Linked DNA regions of Mus musculus: regions 2 and 3 are each linked to region 1. The links are chromatin loops, found by intact Hi-C in ENCODE. Cell type or tissue: left cerebral cortex. All regions are shown on one strand. Links, peaks and the distances in the headings refer to the core of each region. The heading gives the core; the rest is flanking DNA. Region 1 holds the start of Rpl37 (ribosomal protein L37). Region 2 holds the start of Ttc33 (tetratricopeptide repeat domain 33). Region 3 holds the start of AW549877 (expressed sequence AW549877).

Region 1 (6,213 bases), core at 1,510-4,009:
GATCCACCTGTCACCAAGTGCTGGGAATAAAGGCTTATCTTGCTTGGCTTTATTCAAGTAAATGTTAAAAATCAGAAACTACAGGATAAGTAAGAGCTCAAATCATTTAAGTCCCTTACAGACTGTAAGCGTCTTAAGACACTGTAGGCATGGTAGTGATATAACCACACCAGTAACTGTCCTCATCTCTAGCAAGCCTGCTCGTTCAGCTCATCACTCACCCACTTCCATGCCCAGGGCCAAGCAAACACGATGGGGACCGAGACAGGCTCAGAGTATCTTTCCCGAGAGTCCACCCAGCCCCTCCCAGCTTCGGACCCACAGGAACTATGAAGGAAGAAGCGTAGGATCCCAGAGCAATCATATAACCGAACTCTGAACCGATGTTAAAGTACCTTAGATCACCACAGAATTTTTGAAAGCAGAACATTTATTTTATGACTGATTGAAATCCTTAAGAAGAACTGGATGCTGCGACAGCTGCCCTCTTGGGTTTCGGCGTTGTTCCCTCACGGAATCCATGTCTGTGCCATGTTAAAGATAAGAAAAAAAGTTAAAGCAGCAATATCAAACATTGCCTCCAAATTGATCAAGCAGACCGTAATGAGCTTATCTCAGTTAAATGCTGAAATCATTATAGCAGTCATATGTTCAGACATTTATTTTTTAGGACATCATTGATAAGCTATTAGTTTACCCTAATCAAGACACCCACATTACATTAAAGTTAACTGTCTCAACAATTTTGGGCTCATTTTCCCTATTTCCACAAGAACTAAAGTATTTATGAAGCTATTCCTTAAGCTATAAAGGACAGGTCCTGGCACCTTTCCTTTAGTAACAGGAAACACTGACCAAGCTTAACAGGATCTTGAAGCTGCTCAACTCAGAAGTCTAAATGTTAAGTAGCACTCATTTCTACTCAATACTACATAGGAAGATGAGTGATTCTAAGCACATAAAGGTTAATCAGGCTCAAAACATGCCACTAGCCTATCAAACACTAGCAAGCCACTACACATCAAGTTCACAAAACTGGACTGAGTTTAAAACAGAGACAAACACAAAAGCACCTGTCAAAGCACAGACCCCACAGGAAAGTCTAAGAGGGGGGCTGGGGATTCTGTACTTTTAAGGAACATCAAGGCCTAGCCTCCAGTAAAAAGATACCCATCTATGTTATGACTGGCACCCAGAACAGCTTAGCAGACTTGAGCAAAGTCTGGAGGCAGATCCAAGTAAGCTGCCCCCCAGATCCCACTCATAGTCTTGACAAATGTGGGCGTCTCAGGCCCACACCAAACCCCAGTATCATTCCTACCCTTCAGTAAGAGTGCAAAGTTTCATCCTACCCTGGAGGACCAATGACATTTAGCCAAAACTGTACCTGAATCTGCGGTAGACAATCTTTAGGTGCCTCATCCGACCAGTCCCGGTAGTGTTTCGTCTCTTAGCCTTGGCACTCCAGTTATCTAATAAAAAAAATAGGATTCCAAATGGTTTTCCCAAGCACCCAGTGTCAGCCCATTTTCTCAGTAGTGTCATTACTATGTTTTAACCACTCAGCCAACAAACCAACCTCCAAAGTTGTTGCGTGCCAAATGTGTTTTCTATTACATCGCTACCTCAGGTCAAGGTAAAAGCCCGCCTGCGGATTACAGTACTTACACTTCCTCTTGCGCTTGGCAGGGTAGCCACACTTGCCACAAGTCGACTTCTGAAGGTGGTAGGCCTTGGAGCCACAGCGGCGGCACAGCGTGTGCGTCTTGTTGCGACGCTTACCAAAGGATGACGTTCCCTTCGTCTGCACATTAAAAGAAAAAGCAGGAAAAAAAACCCCACATATAAGCAACTCTGAAATCTGACTTCTCAATGTACTCTGGCATTTTCTTAGCAATGAGTATGGATGAGACGTAAACAAGATCCACACGGGACAAAACGGTGTAAAGATTTAAATCTTAGCACACAGGTAGGGTAGGTAGGAAGCACTACCGGCTATCCACACGACCATTATAATGCCTTACTCTGCGCGGACCTAAGCCTCCTTGGCTTTAGGCGTTAAGGACAACATTCTGCCCGTCTCTCAGTCGCGGTACTGCCCACCAAGCAGCCGGTTTCTCGGCGGCTGGGGACAGATGTCCCCAAGCCTGTCCTGATCACCCACCCGGGGCTGCAGTGCGTACGTCTCCTCCAAAGCCCAGAGAGACCCACAGCGGCGCTAGGACCGTGGGCCGGGCTCTGCACACAGCAGCCATCCTTCCAGTTCCTGCGGACCACAGCACGCCGTCTCCTCGCCCATCAGCTCCCCTCACTCGCAACCTTGTCACCGACGCGCCGGGCAACAGGCAGGACAGCCCGAGGAAGAAGGATGGAGAGAGATTTACAGAGCCCAGAAACCACACTCACCATCTTGCTTCTACCGGCGAGGCCAAAGAGACCGGAAGAGAAAGCACCCCCGCCACTTCCTGTGGATAAGCTTCCGCCCAGGAAACTACTTCCGGCGGGTCTTGGTGCAGCCCTATCAGGCCTCGGGTGCGGAGGTGTAGTCTCCCGGGCGAGAGAGCCAGGGAGCCGATTGGGCTGCAACACCGGTAGGGGGCGTGCCTGGCGCTGTGGCTCCGCCCTCCCCAGCGGCCCGCCTCCTGGTTGGAGAGGGTTTCTGGCGGTGTCGGGGCTGCTGCGGTGTTGGCAGTCCGTCTGGTTTCCGGTCCCGGGGCTCGAGGGGAGTCAGACACCCAGTGCGTGGCGGCGCCCCTGGCGGTTGTGCAGTGCTGGGACTGGGATCCCGATCCGGGAAAGCCAGCCTTCCCAGGTTCGTTTTGATGTGGCCGCTCGCTTGCCTGTATGGAGAGTTGGTGAGAGGATGGAGTCACGAAGTGTCTCGGCGAGGGTAGGAGCTTAGTTAGCTTCTGACTCGGGCCGACTCGATTTCACGCGGTGGTCATTCAGAGGCCAGTTGTTTGATCGCACTCAAGGAATCACACGCGGAACTTGTTAAATAACAGCTTCCAGCCAGCGCGCCGCCACCAGGAAATCTGACCCTTTTAGACTTGAGTACAGTTTGCAAGTCTGTACTGTATAAAACACTTTCCTAGATCATTTTGAAATAAGTAACCCTAGACATCCTTGATTAGCGCTAATGCAACTGTCTGTCCGCAATCCCAGTAGGAAACATGGAGAATATAGTACGAACATTGATGAATTGGGGAAAAGTCTCAGTCATACCATCTACATACTTTCTAAAACAAATGTGAGAATCGCTAGTCTATCACATTCAAAAATCTTAAGATAGTGGACAGCAGAACAAAGCAAACACCAAGGAAGCTTTTTGTTTTGTTTTGTTTTTTGTTAGCAAATCGTACCAATTTCTTCTAGGGGAGGGGAGTAGAAAGAAAAATGTATAATCCTTTCCACTCAGAAGTAGTAAACTGAAATCAGAGGAGGGAGGAGATAGGGCACACGGGAGAGAAAGCAAACAAGCATTCAAATGGTTGAACTGGACTATAAATAAGTCTTAGGAGACTGGGTGGCAAATTGCTATAAATTTAGTAGCATGAAGCAACACAGATTTAGTCAACGGGTGTAAACTTTCAGTTATGGGAAATAAATTCTAGGGTCCTCTTGCATTACTGTACCTACAGATAACAAAATTGTATCGCACACTTAAAATTGTATGGCCTCTGCCTCCCAAGTGCTGGGATTAAAGGCGAGCGCCACCACTGCCGGCCTCATTCACAGTTCTGCTGGGAAGCACAAGTGAGGCTTGGTTTGACTAAAATTGAAATGTAGTGCTGAGGTGTAGCTCTGCTCAGTCGCTGTTTAATTGCTGTCTTTCACCTTGCAGGCCAGTAATAACCTACCTTACGTTGTAGTACAGTTTTCTGTGTTCTTCTACTTTTAAGACCGCTTGTTACTACATTCACCCCACCTAGATAATTTCTCCATCTCAAGGTTAACTAACCTGAAACCTTAGTGCTCTCTGCCACCTCAGGATTTATCACGTCACTGGATGCTCTCGCTTGGAGTACTAAACAGCTCTTTTGGGATGGGGTCATGGAGTTGTGTCTACAGCATTGACTATGAAAAATGACATTAGTGAAGAAAGGGTAGGCTGGGCGTTAAACCACCAAGGAGCCCACCCTCAGAGGCAGGATGTCACTGACCTTATCCAAAGACGTGCCTACAGCTGAAGTTATCAGACAGTGAAATCATTTTTTCTCTCTAAAGTGAGTTTGTTCTTTGTGGTGTGCAGGAAATCCGCACATCGGTTTTTGTCCTGAAATTTATGCTCCAGAGCCTTGTAGGAAGCCCTTCAAGTTTCCAGGCTTCTACCCAACTGCTAGGTTTAGGTAGGTCCGCAGCGGCGGCGGGAGCGTGTCCACAGCGGCGGGACATTATTTTTTCTTTTCTGTTCTTTACATTTTTAAGACAGGGTTTGTGTTGCCCAGGCTGATCTCAAACTCTTGAGGCCAAGTGATCCTCCTGCCTCAGCCTCCCAGGTGCTGGCAGGTAGTGTTAAGGTACGGCACCGAGTTTGGCAGCTTCTGAAACTGAGTGGGCCATTTTTGTTTTGTTCCTTGGCTGGCCTGGAACTAGCTATGAAGACTGGGCTAGTGGAGAGCTCACAGAGGTCCTTCTGCCTCGGCTTCTGGAGCCATGGGATAAAGGAGAGTGCCACCACACCCAATGTCAGATAAAGGATTTTTTTTTTTTAAGATTTATTATGTATTATGAGTACACTGTAGCTGTCTTCAGACACAGCAGAAGAGGGCATCAAGTCCCATTATAGATGGTTGTGAGCCACCATGTGCTTGCTGGGAATTGAACTCAGGACCTCTGGAAACAGCCACTGCTCTTAACCACTGAGCCATCTCTCCAGCCCCAGGTGAAGACTCTTTAGCCCAGTACACTCTCTATAATTTTTCTTTTTTGGCAGCTATAGAGACCAGGTTAATTGTATATCCTATTCTTCCCTCCCTTCTCTCCCTTCTCCTCCCCTTCCCTCCCCCTCCCTCCCTTCCTCTTTTCTCCCCCTTCCCCTTCTCTCTCTTCCCTCCCTCCTCTCCCCTCCCTCCCCCTCCTCCCCTTATCTCCCTCCCCCTCCTCCTTTCCTGTTTTTCTCCTCCAGATTTCTCTTGTATTCTCCCCAACTCCCTACCCATCCAAGTTTATGTTCTTTTTCTCTCTTTTAAAACAAACATAAAAAGAAACAAAACCCTTATCAACCCCCAACTCCTGCCACAAAACCACAAAAATGAAAATCAAAACAAACAAATAAAAGCGTGGTGGCGCACGCCTTTAATCCCAGCAGAGGCAGTCGGATTTCTGAGTTCAAGGCCAGCCTGGTCTACAAAGTGAGTTCTAGGACAGCCAGGGCTATACAGAGAAACCCTGTCTTGAAAAACAAAAACAAAGAAAAGATCAAAAGTCCCCTTGGGCCCGAAGACTGCCCTGAAGTGGTGTTGATATACCCAGTGAGAGTCTACTGGAGAAAACTGATTATTCCCTTTGCCAGCAATGTCCACTTCCCTCTCCCAGTGCCAGGATTCCTTCTGGCTTGAACCTGTGCAAGGCTTGTAGGTGCTGCCCCAGCCTCTGTGAGTTCACACATGCACCTGTCCTACTGTATCTGAAAGACACTGTTTCCTCGGAGTCATCTGTCACTTTTAGTACTTGCAATCTTTTCATCTCCCCTTCCAATGAGGTCCCTGAGCCTTGATAGGAGGGAGGGTTATGATGAAGACATCCCACTTAGGATGGTGTGCTCAAAAATCTCTCATTCTCTTCATACTGTCCAGCTGTGGGTGTGTTAGTTCCCAACTACAGCAAGAAGTTTCTCTGATGAGGGTTAAGCCAAGCACTCAACTATGGGTATAGTAATATGTCATTAGGGACCATTATATTCCTGTGACCTTTTAGCAGAATAAAAGCAATGGATTTTCCCCCTAAGCCGGTGACCTGTCTAGTCTCAGGTTCTTGGCCACCCAAGCAGTGTCAGATATGGTACCATCTCACAGAGTGGGCCTTAAATCCCATCAGAAAGTTGGTTCCTCCCATATTTATGCCACCATTGTACCAGTATATCTCTGCAGCAAGTTACTGTGGTAGTTCACAGGCTGTGTGGCTGAGTGGTGGTGATGACTGCTCTCACCTCTGCCCTGTGCAAAGCGCATCCAGTGCCACGGATGCTAAGTCAGTAGGGGTGGAGCTTCT
Region 2 (6,213 bases), core at 2,244-4,743, 69 kb before region 1:
AACTTCAAAAAAACCTTTTCCTTTAAGAACAGCAATGTATTTGCTATGAAACTATATAATACCTAGGAATTCTTCAAAGTCACTAACAGTAAGAAGTGGCATGGAGCGGATGACAGAGCTCACTTCAAGTCACTAAGGAAGCTGGGAGGCAAGCATGGACAACTCGTTGTGCCTCTTTCCTTTCACAAACCCTGAAAGCCTCCCTTAATAGAAGTTTTTTATGCTTTGAGTGGTTTTTGTTGTCTTTTCGAAACAAGACCTACTATTTATACAGACAGCTGTCCTGAAACTCAGAATTATAGCTCAGAGTGGACTCATTATCCTCCTACCTCAGTCTCCCCTATGCTAAAATTACAAGTGTGTGCCACTGCCCCTGACTACAGGAGAGTTGTAGGAGGTTTAAATACTTAATGACTCAACACAACTATTAAGAAAGTCAAAAAAAAAAAAAAAACCATAAAATGGCTTTGTGGGCCTAGTGTGATAGGTGAACGTTAAGGAAAAGGAAGAGTAGCCGATAGAACAAGGCGGACACTGGAAGTCTTCAGTAGTACTTAGCAATAAGACTAAGAAACCCAGTTATTCATGAACTACACAGCTGGGCTTTAAGATACATGAGAATCCCTACAATTAGGTATAATATCTTAGATGCTGTGTGCATTCAGGAGCATGTAAGGTTTTATCTGTTCTTAAAGGAATCTGTAACCCTGAAGAGAAAGCAATGAGCTCAGGTCTTTTTGAAATCATCCGACAACAGGCATTATGAGAAGGAGGAAGTAGGGAAGACAGCAGTGTCATGCACCACCAAGTTCATCACTGATGCACATGGCTGCAGCTGAGTACAAGTTCCAGGAAGAGAACAGCAACATGTGAGGGTGGCTATCAGTCCCTCCCACAGACAACCCCAAGGTCCTACCATAGTTGAGTAATTATAGGTCACAGGCCTGTCACTAAACAAGAGAAAATGTAACAGATCACAGCAATCACAAAGTCTCAATCACAGGCTAATGTAGGCGAACCATGTGCTCTCCAGAGAGCAGTGAGTTTTGGGAAATCCTGGGTACAAAATAGAGTATAAATTGTGCTACAGAATGAGGGCTATGGAAGCTTCCTCCTTGGCCTCATCGTAACACGAGGAAATGTATTTCCTCTGTCTGAAAAATTACTATATACATATACATATGTGTGTATGTGTGTGTGTAAACATATATATACATTTATATGTGTGTATACGTATATATGGATGTATTTATACATATATGTGTGTGGGGTGTATATATATATATATATATATATATATATATATATATATATATATATCTCCATCATCCCAGGGGAAAACAAGGAGGTAAAATGAAAGTATGGCTACTATGGATCACAAATCCAGAGGCATAGAGTGAAGACAGTCTAGGAAAATGGATGCTCAGAATGCCTTCAAAGGATACTAGGATACAAGAGGAGGAGGAAGAAGAGGAAAGAAGAGGTGGCAGCTCTCTTGTACTTATGTCCCTAAAGGCAGTGAGAATGTGGGACTTGCATTCTACATGACTAACGTGAGGCATCAGACAGTGTAGCAGATCTATTAAAAACAGAAAACCTGTTTTGCTTACTGAAGGCAAGTTCATTTTAAATCACTGGAAACATCTGCCAGTCATGGTGAAAGGATGAGCTGAGAACAATGAGAAAACGAAAGTCAACAAACCACTGAGATCCCCACCTCCCAAGCTAAGGGGGGGGGGGGGGGGCGCTAAGTGCTGAGGGCACATAAGGAAGGGTTAAGTCTCAGAGGGTAGCTCTCTGCCTCACACGGCTGCCCTCTGAAGCTTGTGTCCTTGTCCTCCACATTTCTAAAGTTTCTGAGCAGAGTCCAAACAAAACTAGGGATTTCATGTTCCCAAATTTCACATTAGTAGGAAAAGTAGGTTATAGCCATCTACTCAATATAAAGGAAAAAAATAAATAAATGTATGCATCTGAGAAAGATGAAAAAAAAAATCTAACAAGTCCTTGTGGAGATTAGAAACGACTTAATAATGAAGAAACAGCAAGCGGTATCAAGGGCCTACTAAAGTGAAAAAGCAGGAATGTGTTACCAGTTTATAATACCAAGTTTATATTTTCTCCCAAACTGCCTGTGGACAAGGAGACTGAACTCAATTACAATACCGGTAAGTGCTATCAAGCGTGATCCAATGACCTGTCAGACAAACGCACACTAGTGTCTGCATGAAAGTGAGCTTTAGAGAATAGAAGCTGGCCAGGCTTAAAAGAGGGAAGACTCCTGGCATGTGTGAACATCTTCCCCAAGGAAAATGTAATGCTCTGATCTGATCCGGGATCTGAAATGCTACTGGGGAGAAAATACAGACAATAGTCAATTAATGATTCGGGACTCCCCTTCTCGGTGATTAAAATGTCCTAACATCAATTGGTATAATGGCACGATTTTGTGAACAGCAATAACGGTTACTGAGTCATAGACTCTATTAGGAGGAGTTGTATAACACGCCACTTACATCTCAACTAAACTGTTTTCATCTTACGCTATGAGCTTCTTGTGCCTCTAGGCTGTGCTTGTAATTAGTACTCACTAAAAACCGCGTACAGAAGGAGCTTTGCTTGATCTGTACCTGGATGGATAAGGCACCAAGCTTCTTTCCAACCCGATAACAGATCAAGTGGGTAAATCACAACTGTAAAGGTTTCGTGCTAACTCTCATCTGGAGTTAAAAGTCTACGTGCTCTACAGAACGATGAGTGGCATTAAGATTCTAAACATGTACGATGCTCTCCACCGCAACCGCTCGACTTGACCCTTTACCGGGCCATAAATAAGCTGGGTGCTTGCCACAGAGTTAAAAACGTCCTCCTGAACTGACTGCGTGAGAGGATGCGGCCACCCAAGATGGAAAAACACCGGCCGGAGGTAGAGAATCACAACAACCACCCTCCGAACAGGAGAGATGAATCCGCAGGTGAAGAACGAGAGAAACGGATTCCCTTAAAATGCTACCCGAGGAGAACACAGGATTCAAAACTGGCCCCTGCCTCGGCTGCAATAAAAATGAGCTCCGGCCATAGCAGCTCCTCGGGCGGCCGGGCCGGCACCCAGAACCCTGCCACCGCGCCCCGCGCCCCGTGCCCAGGTCGGAGGCACGCCCCAGGGCTCTGTGGACCTCACCGGGCCACCCTCGGCCCTCCCTCCCGCACGCAGCAACCCTCAGCCCTGTCTACCGCCTACCCGCAGCCAGTTACCTGAAAACACTCTGTGGTGCCGTGTTTACATTCCACGTGCCCTTTGGCACCGGAAACGGAAACTATTCTGCCGGGATTCTAATCTGCCTTGCCTGCCTGTGCTTCCCGATTCTTTATTTTAAAAAAAAAGCATGAAATCATCCTGGGACGTTCTAAAGTCCAGCAAGGCGGACAGAAGAAAAGAAGACTTTCTTACCCGCCAGCGCCCTTCTGCAGGACCACTAATCCCAGAAGTCACTGCGGCGCCCTAGGGACTATGGGATTTGTAATAAAGACACCAGACGAAGCGCCCTCTAACTGCAGCCGGGAATGGACTCCCGTGTTTGAGGTTGTGCTTTGCAATACACACAGTCCTCAGGTAAATAAATGGCTTACCGCCTAGTCTGACCGGCCTAGCCGCTGAAGGGTCTGTGAGATGCAGAAGGGGGGGGGGGGGGGGGGGGGCGGAGACTGAGCTGAAATAAGTGCAAAGGGTGCTGGCTTGTTTGTGTCAACTTGACACAAACATATACTTAGCTATAAAACAGGGAATCTTAACTGAGAAAATGCCTGTAGGGAAATCTATGCGGGCATTGTCTTGATGAATGATTGATGTGGGAGGACCCAACCCATTACAGGCAGTGCCACACCCTTGGCAGGTGGTCTGGCCCAAGGGGAAGCTAACTGAACAAGCCTTAAAAAGGACCAATTACTGCCCTGCTTGAGTTTCTACCTTGATTTCCTTCTATAATGTGAAACTAGACGCTGATATAACCCCTTTCCGCCCCGAGATGACTTTGGTCATGGTGTTTTATCCCAGCAACAGAAACCTTAAGTAAGAGCCGATCAGGGAGGATTGGGCTGAACTGCAAGCTTCCTGTGAGAATCCACAGCAGAGCCTGAAAGTAGCACCTGTCACTTCTTACAAGTAAATTAGCAGGCTGATGTTAACAATGGGGCACACTGAGGGAATTGAAAACTCCTTAAGTTTATCCACATAGCTGTGCTACACAAAGCCAAGATCGATTTATGGAGACCACGCTTTTTCAACGCGCCACCGCATGTCTTACTGGCTAGTTATTTGTTGAGGTAAACTGATAAGTTATTTCTCCACTGGTAAAATGAGCCAATTCAAGCCAGATTAAAATATATACAACTGCAGGTTTATTAAGAAGCTGCTCTCGGGCAGGTGAGTTCACTGGCCCCAAGGAAGGAGGCCAGAAAAGGGAGAGAAGAGGAAGAGAAAGAGAGCCCTCAGGCTAAGACAAGGGGGCAGGGGAGATGGGGAGGGAGAAAACAAAATGGATTATATAGCAAAGATCCTCTGGGGGAAGGGAGTCCAGGCCCTGTGCTGAAAATTCAGGATTGGGGGCCAGTTATACTAGGGACTGAGGGATGCTGGGAGAACCAGGAGGCCAGGTCTGCTTTGGTATGTAAAATATACACCTAAGTTGTTTGTTCCTGGGTCTGAAACCAAACAGAAACATGGTAGGATTCTGAGATACCATTAGTAATACTCCCCTCCCCACCTCCCACCCCCATCCCCATCCCCACCCCCCCCACACACACATACATTACCAAAAGGACTACTAACTTCTTTCTCTCCAAAATGTCAAATAGTCCCTGAAGGGACACTCTTACCCAACGCTGGCATTAAAATCACTGATGCTGGCCCCAGCGATGGCTTACTGCTCTTGTAGAGGACCTGGGTTCAGGTCCAACACTCAACAGAGAGACTCAAAACATCTGTGACTCCAGTTACAGGGGAACTGCTGCCCTCTTCTGACACCCACAGATACCAAGTGTCAAAGGCCCTTCCGTACCCAGAACTCGTACATATTGCCATTTTTCACAAAAGTAAACATTGGTGCTGGCTGTTAAAACGCCACAGTGATAGAGCAGCTACGTGGATTTGAGGTAATGATGCAAACTCTAATGGTAGTGATAGAGTCCTCTGTCACGCCGTTACAGTGAAACTCTGGAACACAAGTTTCTCCTGAGATGAGACCTAGCTATGTCACCTAGCAAGAGTCCCAATTTCCAGACTCACTTTAATAAGCCAAGTATCACTGCTTCGTCAAGGGCATTTCTAAACGATGGCATTCATATTTCTATGATACCAAGTGCTTTTACTGCTACGGAAGTGTGATGCCTCTCAAAAGCGAGTGAAGATTCCACCATGAGGGCTGGACAGAGAGTCCAGAAGTTAAGTGCACTGGCTCCTGCTCTTCCAGAGGACCAAAGTTCAGTTCCCAACACCAGCATCTGGCAGCTCACAGCCTCTGTGTAATTACAGCTCTGGGAGTTTCCAACCCCACGTTCTGGCCTCTGCAAGTGGCTGCACATACATAAGAATCAAATCAATTATTTTCTCTCTCTCTCTCTCTCTCTCTCTCTCTGTGAGTACACTGTAGCTGTCTTCAGACACACCAGAAAAGAGCATCAGATCCCTTTACAAATGGCTGTATGCTACCAAGTGGTTGCTGGGAATTGAACTCAGGGCCTCCGGAAGAGCAGTCAGTGCCATCTCTCCAGACCCAATAAACCCAGTTCTTTAAGGCTATTATAAAGTTCCACTATCTTGTGGAACACAACTGTTTTTTGTTTTTTTTTTTTAACCGCTGACAAACTGATTATATTCATATTTAGGTCTTTGACCTTTTCTTGAAATGAATAAAGCAAGGGGCTTGTGAAATGGCTCAGCAAGTAAGGATGCTTGCTGCTCAGCCTTGTGACATGAGTTATGTCTGCAGAGCGTACTCGTTGGAAAGACAGTTGTCATCTGGGCTCCGTACATGTGCTATGACATGCAAACACACATACACACACAAATTTTCTCACTTAAAAAGTTGACAATGTCTGTTCCAATGACAAAACTGTACTCCTTATATAATAATCTTGACAGCTTCCCAGTGTGTCTAGACTTTGAGATCAATGGTAACTTCAGATACAATTTTTATTTATAATTTGATTATATTC
Region 3 (6,213 bases), core at 1,320-3,819, 1.1 Mb after region 1:
CCTTGAGGTGTTTAGCACTATGCTGGACATCATGTGTTTTCTCTCTCTTGATTGGCTTCTGGCTGAGCAACTATTACTCTCCATTGGCCAATTTTACCATCATTTAGGTGCCACTATCATTTCTTGAGGAGCCTCTTCTTCAGTATCTCACATCAAATATTACTTCTTTAATTTTCCTTCCTAGTGCCTCCCATAATTCTAAAATTTTGAATTCGCTGTGTATTGTTATTATCTCTACACTGCTTTACTAGATAAACTGTGAGAGGGCAGGGGTTATGGCAGAGGCATTTACTGTTGTAGTTGCAGTGGCAACAATCAGAATGCATAGCCAAATAAATATGTAATGGTCCTAGTATATAGAAGCCTTCTGTGGCAAGTAATTACATTCACACATACACATCACTGTTAGTCATTTGGTTCACTTATATGAGAAAATAAGTCTGTCGCCACCCCAAACAAAGGTAGTGAGAGAAGTTTCCAAAACAATGTTACAAACCATTGGTATTAGTAACAGAACTGGTAGTTCAGAGACAAGCAAGATTTCTGTTTAAAAATATTTAAATTTAAAAACTTTAAATCTTTCGTAAAAATCTACATGATTTTATTTCTCCTTTGCTGGATATATAGCTAAATTTTGTATGTTAGGGAAAGGGAGGTAGTTCGAATGTGATCAATTTGCTTCTTTCATATTTTTGGCACATTCTAATCATCTGAGATTTAAAATATGGCTTTTATCTTTTATTTGTTCTATTCATGTGCATTTCCTAAAGTAAAAAGAACTAACTATAACTTGGAGGGGAAATGCATTTTTTTTTCTAGTACAAGGGTTCTGTGTTTCAATACTTCCTTGTGAATTACTAAGGTCTGGTTGTTGCCGGTGTCTCTCTGTGATGAAACCAGCTTTCTATGAGAACTTACTTTGTTAAGATCTTGAATAAACCACAGAATCATGTATTCTTTAGTTTGGAGGTTAACAGTCTCATCCTTCTCCTCCTTATCTGAAAAAAAAAAGACTAGATTTCCAACTCTCTCTCTGAAAATGAACACACCAAAATATCAGTTGAACAATAATTCCCAGTGTTAAGACTTTCCATATAGAATACTGTAGTTTGATGCATCATCATGATTGTAATTTTTTTCTTTATGTGCATTTTGCCTGCATATATATGTCCGTATACAATGCCCATGGAGATCTAAAGAGGCATCAGATGCCCTGGAGCTGGAGGCCTAGACAGTTGGGAGTGGCCATGTGGTTGCCAGCAATGATCTCTCCAGCTTGTGCCTGGAAATGTTATTTAGTGCAGTTTGGCATGTTAGAATATGGGTCCTTAATTTCTGTGGGATGCTTGCTTGTTTGTAAACTGGGTCTCAGTATGTACTGGCTGCTCTAGAACTGCCAGCATCCCCTCCAGCCTTAGCTTCTCAAGTTCTGGGATTACAGAGTAAGTCAACACTCTAGCATAAGAGTTTGAATTCTGTAGTTCACCTTGATTATAGAATGCAATTTTTCTGGCCTTCAGATTCTTCATTATAAAGTATCATAAGGATTTGTTGTTGATTATTGTTTTCTATTAAAAACCATTTTCCCAAGTACGTAAGGGCATTACACAAGTACCGAAGACACAGAGCACGTGTTTTTTGCTCTGTGCATTTAGAGTAAAATGACAGGAGAAAAAAACTGGTCATCATGGCCACTTGCAGAAAAGTGACTGTGGTTAGTCACTCTTAAACGATCACATTACTATTTTCATAGTTTAAATATTTTCTACCAGGCTACAACAAAAACCTTAAAATTAAGATGAAGGGTAGAGTTATTCAAAATATATTGTGCCAAACCGGGGGAAACAAACGAACAAACAAAAAGCCAAAACAGCATTAGATTTCCGTGGCCATAGGCAAGAATTAGCATTCATGGAATGCAAAGCAATTTGACCACTTGAGTGCTGATTAAGACCCGGAAGAACACTTAACACTTGTCAGGAAGGTCTCAAGGTGAACTAAGACAGTGAGGTCGCTGCCACGTTTAGGTCGCAAGACATTTAAGGTACTTTAAGTGTGAGCTAGCCAAGATCAATCCGGAGTAAAAACAAGCTCCAGGGTGAAGATTCGGGGAAAGCGTTATGCCAGCTAGCAGGCTGAGGACTGCCAAGTTGTCTGCCCTCACACTAGGTCTCGCAGCTTGGATGAATCTCACCCGTCCGCAGACTTCCGTTTCTGACCTTCCCCCACCACCCCCCGCCCCCACCATTACAATCAAGTTTTATTTTAGTCCACCTCCTTCACTACAGCGCCAACCGCTGCAAATCCTCTTTCCAGACCTTCCAAACCGCCCTCTTCCAGCCAGCTGCTGCGGCTGCAATCTCCCTGCACCCGCGGAGAGAGTCGATGTCCTATTGGCTCAGCTCGGGGCATGGTCGGCTTCCGATTGGTTGAAATTAGAAGGCGGGAGAGAGGTGTGCCCTTACATCATCGACTGGCCCCTCGCAGCACGGGATTGTGGGAGGGAGAGGGCCACTGGGAGGAACTAAATACCCGGAACGACCTTTGCGGGCCGGGGCGGTCGTAGCCCGGAGCCTATGTCTCCGCCCACCGGCTGGGCGGGCTCCGCCCCCACTCCGCCAGCCAGGCCGTCAGGTGATCTGGGGCTCACGTGGTCACGTGGACAGGGCGGGCGCGCCCGAGCTGGCCATGGCGGCCGCGGTGTCCGGTGTGGTGAGGCGGGTGGAAGAGCTCGGGGACCTGGCTCAGGCTCACATACAGCACCTTAGCGAAGCCGCGGGGGAAGACGGTGAGGGAGCGCCGCAGAGGGAAGTGGGCGGACGGTGGTGAGATGCGAGGGGACCGCTGCGCTCGGTGGCCAGAAGGCGCGGCCTTCGGTCCGAGGCGGGGTCCCTGGTGCTGGCACTGCTGAGCTTGGTCCCCATTGGGCAGTCATCTGCCCTCTCCTCAGATGTCCTGTTACCCATGCAGCGTTTTCTACGTTCCTTGAAATCCTTTTTGTTTACATCCGACCAGATGTGTGGTGTCGAATCTGCGAGAAGGGTAGACTTTAAATAAAAGTACACACGGACTTTCTCCGGAATGTTCATACTGCCCAGAAAATGAACAGTATGTTTTTTTGTTGTTTTTTTTTTTTTTTTTTTTTTTTTTTTTTTTGCATTCAGAGAGACATGCATGACAGTTCACTTTTTCATTACTGCCTTGTAAATTTCCACTTTGTTTTCAATTCAAAATTCAGCTGTAAATACATATTGTACACAGTTATGGTGTAATTTTAATGCTCCCCCCCCCGCCCCATTTTAGTCCTTAGGTATTTTCTTAGAAGGGAAAATAGGTTAGGAAATACGTCATTCTTTTGACATCAGACTCGGTTTGCTTTTTATAAATTCTCAGTTGCCAATTGGTTCGACAGTAATCTTTTTTTGTTTTTTGAATGTTGAGCCTTTACCATCCATGAGCTTTAAAATTCTTGTGATTAGAGTCATACGATGACCGAAATGAAACATTTCTCCCAGGTGATTGACTAGTTGGTGTATTTACGGAATCAGTTCTATAATTAAATGAAGCACATATGACCACACTGAGGCTTTTTATCTTTTGGTTTGTGGCAAGCGGAACATAGAATTTGTAGTCACTGTTACCTCCCTGGGTCATGTGTCAGCCAGAGCTCAGGTAGTCTTACTTACTTATTACTGAGCCTAACAGTAATTCATATTTTCTTATGAAAGAATTCTATGATCCATTGTGAAAGGAGGCCTGGAAAGGAGGTTCAGTGTTCCATGGCCTTGTTTGGAGGCTTTGTTTATACATCTGAAAATTTACTAAAATCATAACTGTAGCTATCTGCTTTACAATCTACTAGGCAACATTGACGTTAATCTTACTGGAGAATTACTAACAGGGCTTACTTAACACCAGATTATATGTATTTGAATTATACTTGGCCCTTTTTCATACATCAAAATCAATAGACATCGGAAATTGGTCCCTTAGCTTAACAGTCATATGTTTTTCTTGAGTTGTCAGTATCGTTAGTTTCAATTTTATTCAAACTAGATAATAGAGTGCTAACCATCATTCCACTTAAGAGTGCTCTGTATTTATGGCCATATAGTTCTCATTCTTAACAGTATGATATTGTCCTGCATAGACTTATAAGAAGGACCTTCTCTGAAGATTATAGGAACCTTCTCAGTTTACTTTAAATATTTCTAGTAGAAAGAATGTATTTTTATGGACTTTTCCAGAATGATAGATATGCCACCACCACACCTGACCTATAATAATAACTATGACACTCCTCTTCAGCAGCGACTTCAGCAGTTCAGCACAAGTCTTTGCATTTACAGTAATCTCAGAAGTTAACGGGAAAAATATAAATAGCTTGTACAGGACGTGGGGAGGCCGATGGTCTGGACCATTTTGGTTCTCAGTAGAATCTTGTTTTCTGGGTAGTAGGGTGGTACTTCTGGGCCAAGGAGAGATGTGAAGACTGCTAACTTAAGAGCGATCTTATAGCAGTAGAAAATCCTCTAAAGCTTAAGGTCACTAAGTGACTACCTGCTGACATAGCTGATGGTATTTTATTCTAACACTGAGCAGCTTATCTGTTCACCAAATACTACATTGTCTGTCCACTGCTGGATGCCTGTGAAAGCTTCTGTAGTGCAGAAAAGATGCTTAAAGACTTTGTGTCTTGTACTGTGGTATGGATATGTACTTCATTAAGTGAAGTAGAAGGGTGGACAGTATCTTTGGGGCCCTCAAAATCAGAAATAAAGAAAATATTGTAGTAAACAGATGGTTGAGTTAAGATGGTAAAGTTTGGAAAGTTGGCTAAGTTGTGGTAAGAAAACATGCAGGAGGTATTGGGGTTTTTTGTTTTCTGTTTGTTTTCCTATAGGTTTTGAAGGAATGCGGTAATTTGTTCAGTTTCAAAGTTTTTTTTTAATAATTTATTTCAATTTTATGTGTATTGGTGTTTTACCTGCCTGCATTTTTGTGTGAAGGTATCAGATCTTGGACTTAGAGACAGTTATGAACTGTCATGTGGGTTCTGCGATTTAGACCTGGGTCATCTAGAAGACCAGTCAGTTCCCTCAACTGCTGAGCGATCTCTGTAGTCCTTCATTTTGACGTTTTAAAGGAATAAGATATAACCCTTTAAATTGGCATTGTAGTTATACCAGCTAGACATACAAGTATGATAACTTAGAATTGTTTACAGTCTGATATTTTATGAATATTTGATCTGATCAATTTTTCTTTTAGTTAATTTAGCTAGTACATTTATAAAATTGCATGCATTCAACAGACACTCTTTCTGCAAACTTGTAGATTTTGTATTATTCCAGTAAAAGCTGTAAGATTGTAAGTACTTTAGAGTATATCAACATTGTAAAAGAAACATTGTAAGAATAGACTAAGAACTACATAGATGGCTCAGTAGGTTAAGCACTTCCGGTGCAAGCATGTCAGGTGGCCTAGTGGTGCCCTTGTAATCCCAGTGCTCCCAGAGCAAGTGCAATGTAGGCTAACAGAATCACAAGCTTGTGTTCAAGAATGTGTATGATTGAGGAAGATAGCTTGATATCAGTTTTTACTTTACTATATATGCACACACATATATAGACACTACACATACACACCCAAGAAAGAAGTGGGCTATATACTTAATTCCTAAATAAAGTCTCATAAAAAAGAATGTAGTCTGGATTTGAGAAATAGTAACAAGCAATCTAAAAAGCTTTCACACCTTTGCTTTTGAGAATCAGTTTACTTCATTGTGATTGGGTTTATTTATGTAATACTTAGTATTTGAAGTAAGATATCACTATCTTGTCATAGTATAGCTTTGTTATATCATTTATGATGCATAGCTTTCCTTGTTTAAAATGTTTGAATTTATGTAAAATAATCATGTTTTTATCACTTACAGATCACTTTTTAATTCGAGCCTCTGCAGCTCTAGAAAAATTGAAACTTTTATGTGGAGAAGAGAAAGAATGTTCAAATCCATCCAATCTTTTGGAACTATATACACAGGTACTAAAGCAAATGTGAAGTCTGGTTCTATTGGGGGTGTGCATGTGTGCACATGAGTTCATGTGGACATGGGTACTTAGGCATTTGTGTGTATTCATGTGCAGGTCAGAGGTTGGAATTCGGTGTTTTCTTCAGTTGTTCTCCATCTTGATTTTGTGTGCTTGGAGT

The links. Peaks named below come from ENCODE experiments on the same cell type or tissue, not always from the same donor. Only the 100,000 strongest peaks of a DNase experiment are listed, where the experiment ranks them.
Region 2: it touches region 1 in a loop (5-fold over the local background); 13 of 42 quality-filtered maps call a loop at or near these places.
Region 3: it touches region 1 in a loop (6-fold over the local background); 7 of 42 quality-filtered maps call a loop at or near these places.

The regions. Positions count from the first base shown.
Region 1 is chr15:5,112,878-5,119,090 of GRCm38, reverse strand. Rpl37 (ribosomal protein L37) reads right to left here and starts at 2,478. Exons shown (of 4, transcript NM_026069.3): 1 at 2,407-2,478; 2 at 1,669-1,804; 3 at 1,388-1,472; 4 at 1-524. The coding sequence starts at 2,409. The coding sequence ends at 455. Snord72 (small nucleolar RNA, C/D box 72) reads right to left here and starts at 670; the gene lies at 611-670. It also overlaps a transcript of Card6 not described here. In left cerebral cortex, for the core only: CTCF peaks have their summits at 2,522 and 2,728; a DNase peak (open chromatin) is centred at 2,585; H3K4me3 peaks cover 2,011 bases; H3K27ac peaks cover 1,468 bases.
Region 2 is chr15:5,182,811-5,189,023 of GRCm38, reverse strand. It overlaps Ttc33 (tetratricopeptide repeat domain 33), which reads right to left and starts at 3,464. Exons shown (of 5, transcript NM_026213.3): 1 at 3,256-3,464. In left cerebral cortex, for the core only: a CTCF peak has its summit at 3,535; DNase peaks (open chromatin) are centred at 2,585, 3,462, 3,874, 4,067 and 1 more place; H3K4me3 peaks cover 2,206 bases; H3K27ac peaks cover 1,891 bases.
Region 3 is chr15:3,992,190-3,998,402 of GRCm38, reverse strand. AW549877 (expressed sequence AW549877) reads left to right here and starts at 2,657. Exons shown (of 6, transcript NM_145930.3): 1 at 2,657-2,788; 2 at 5,939-6,045. The coding sequence starts at 2,689. Gm2093 (predicted gene 2093) reads right to left here and starts at 2,364. Exons shown (of 3, transcript NR_045740.1): 1 at 2,319-2,364; 2 at 919-998. In left cerebral cortex, for the core only: no CTCF peak of the experiment used is centred there; DNase peaks (open chromatin) are centred at 1,333, 2,519, 3,441 and 3,611; H3K4me3 peaks cover 2,251 bases; H3K27ac peaks cover 2,134 bases.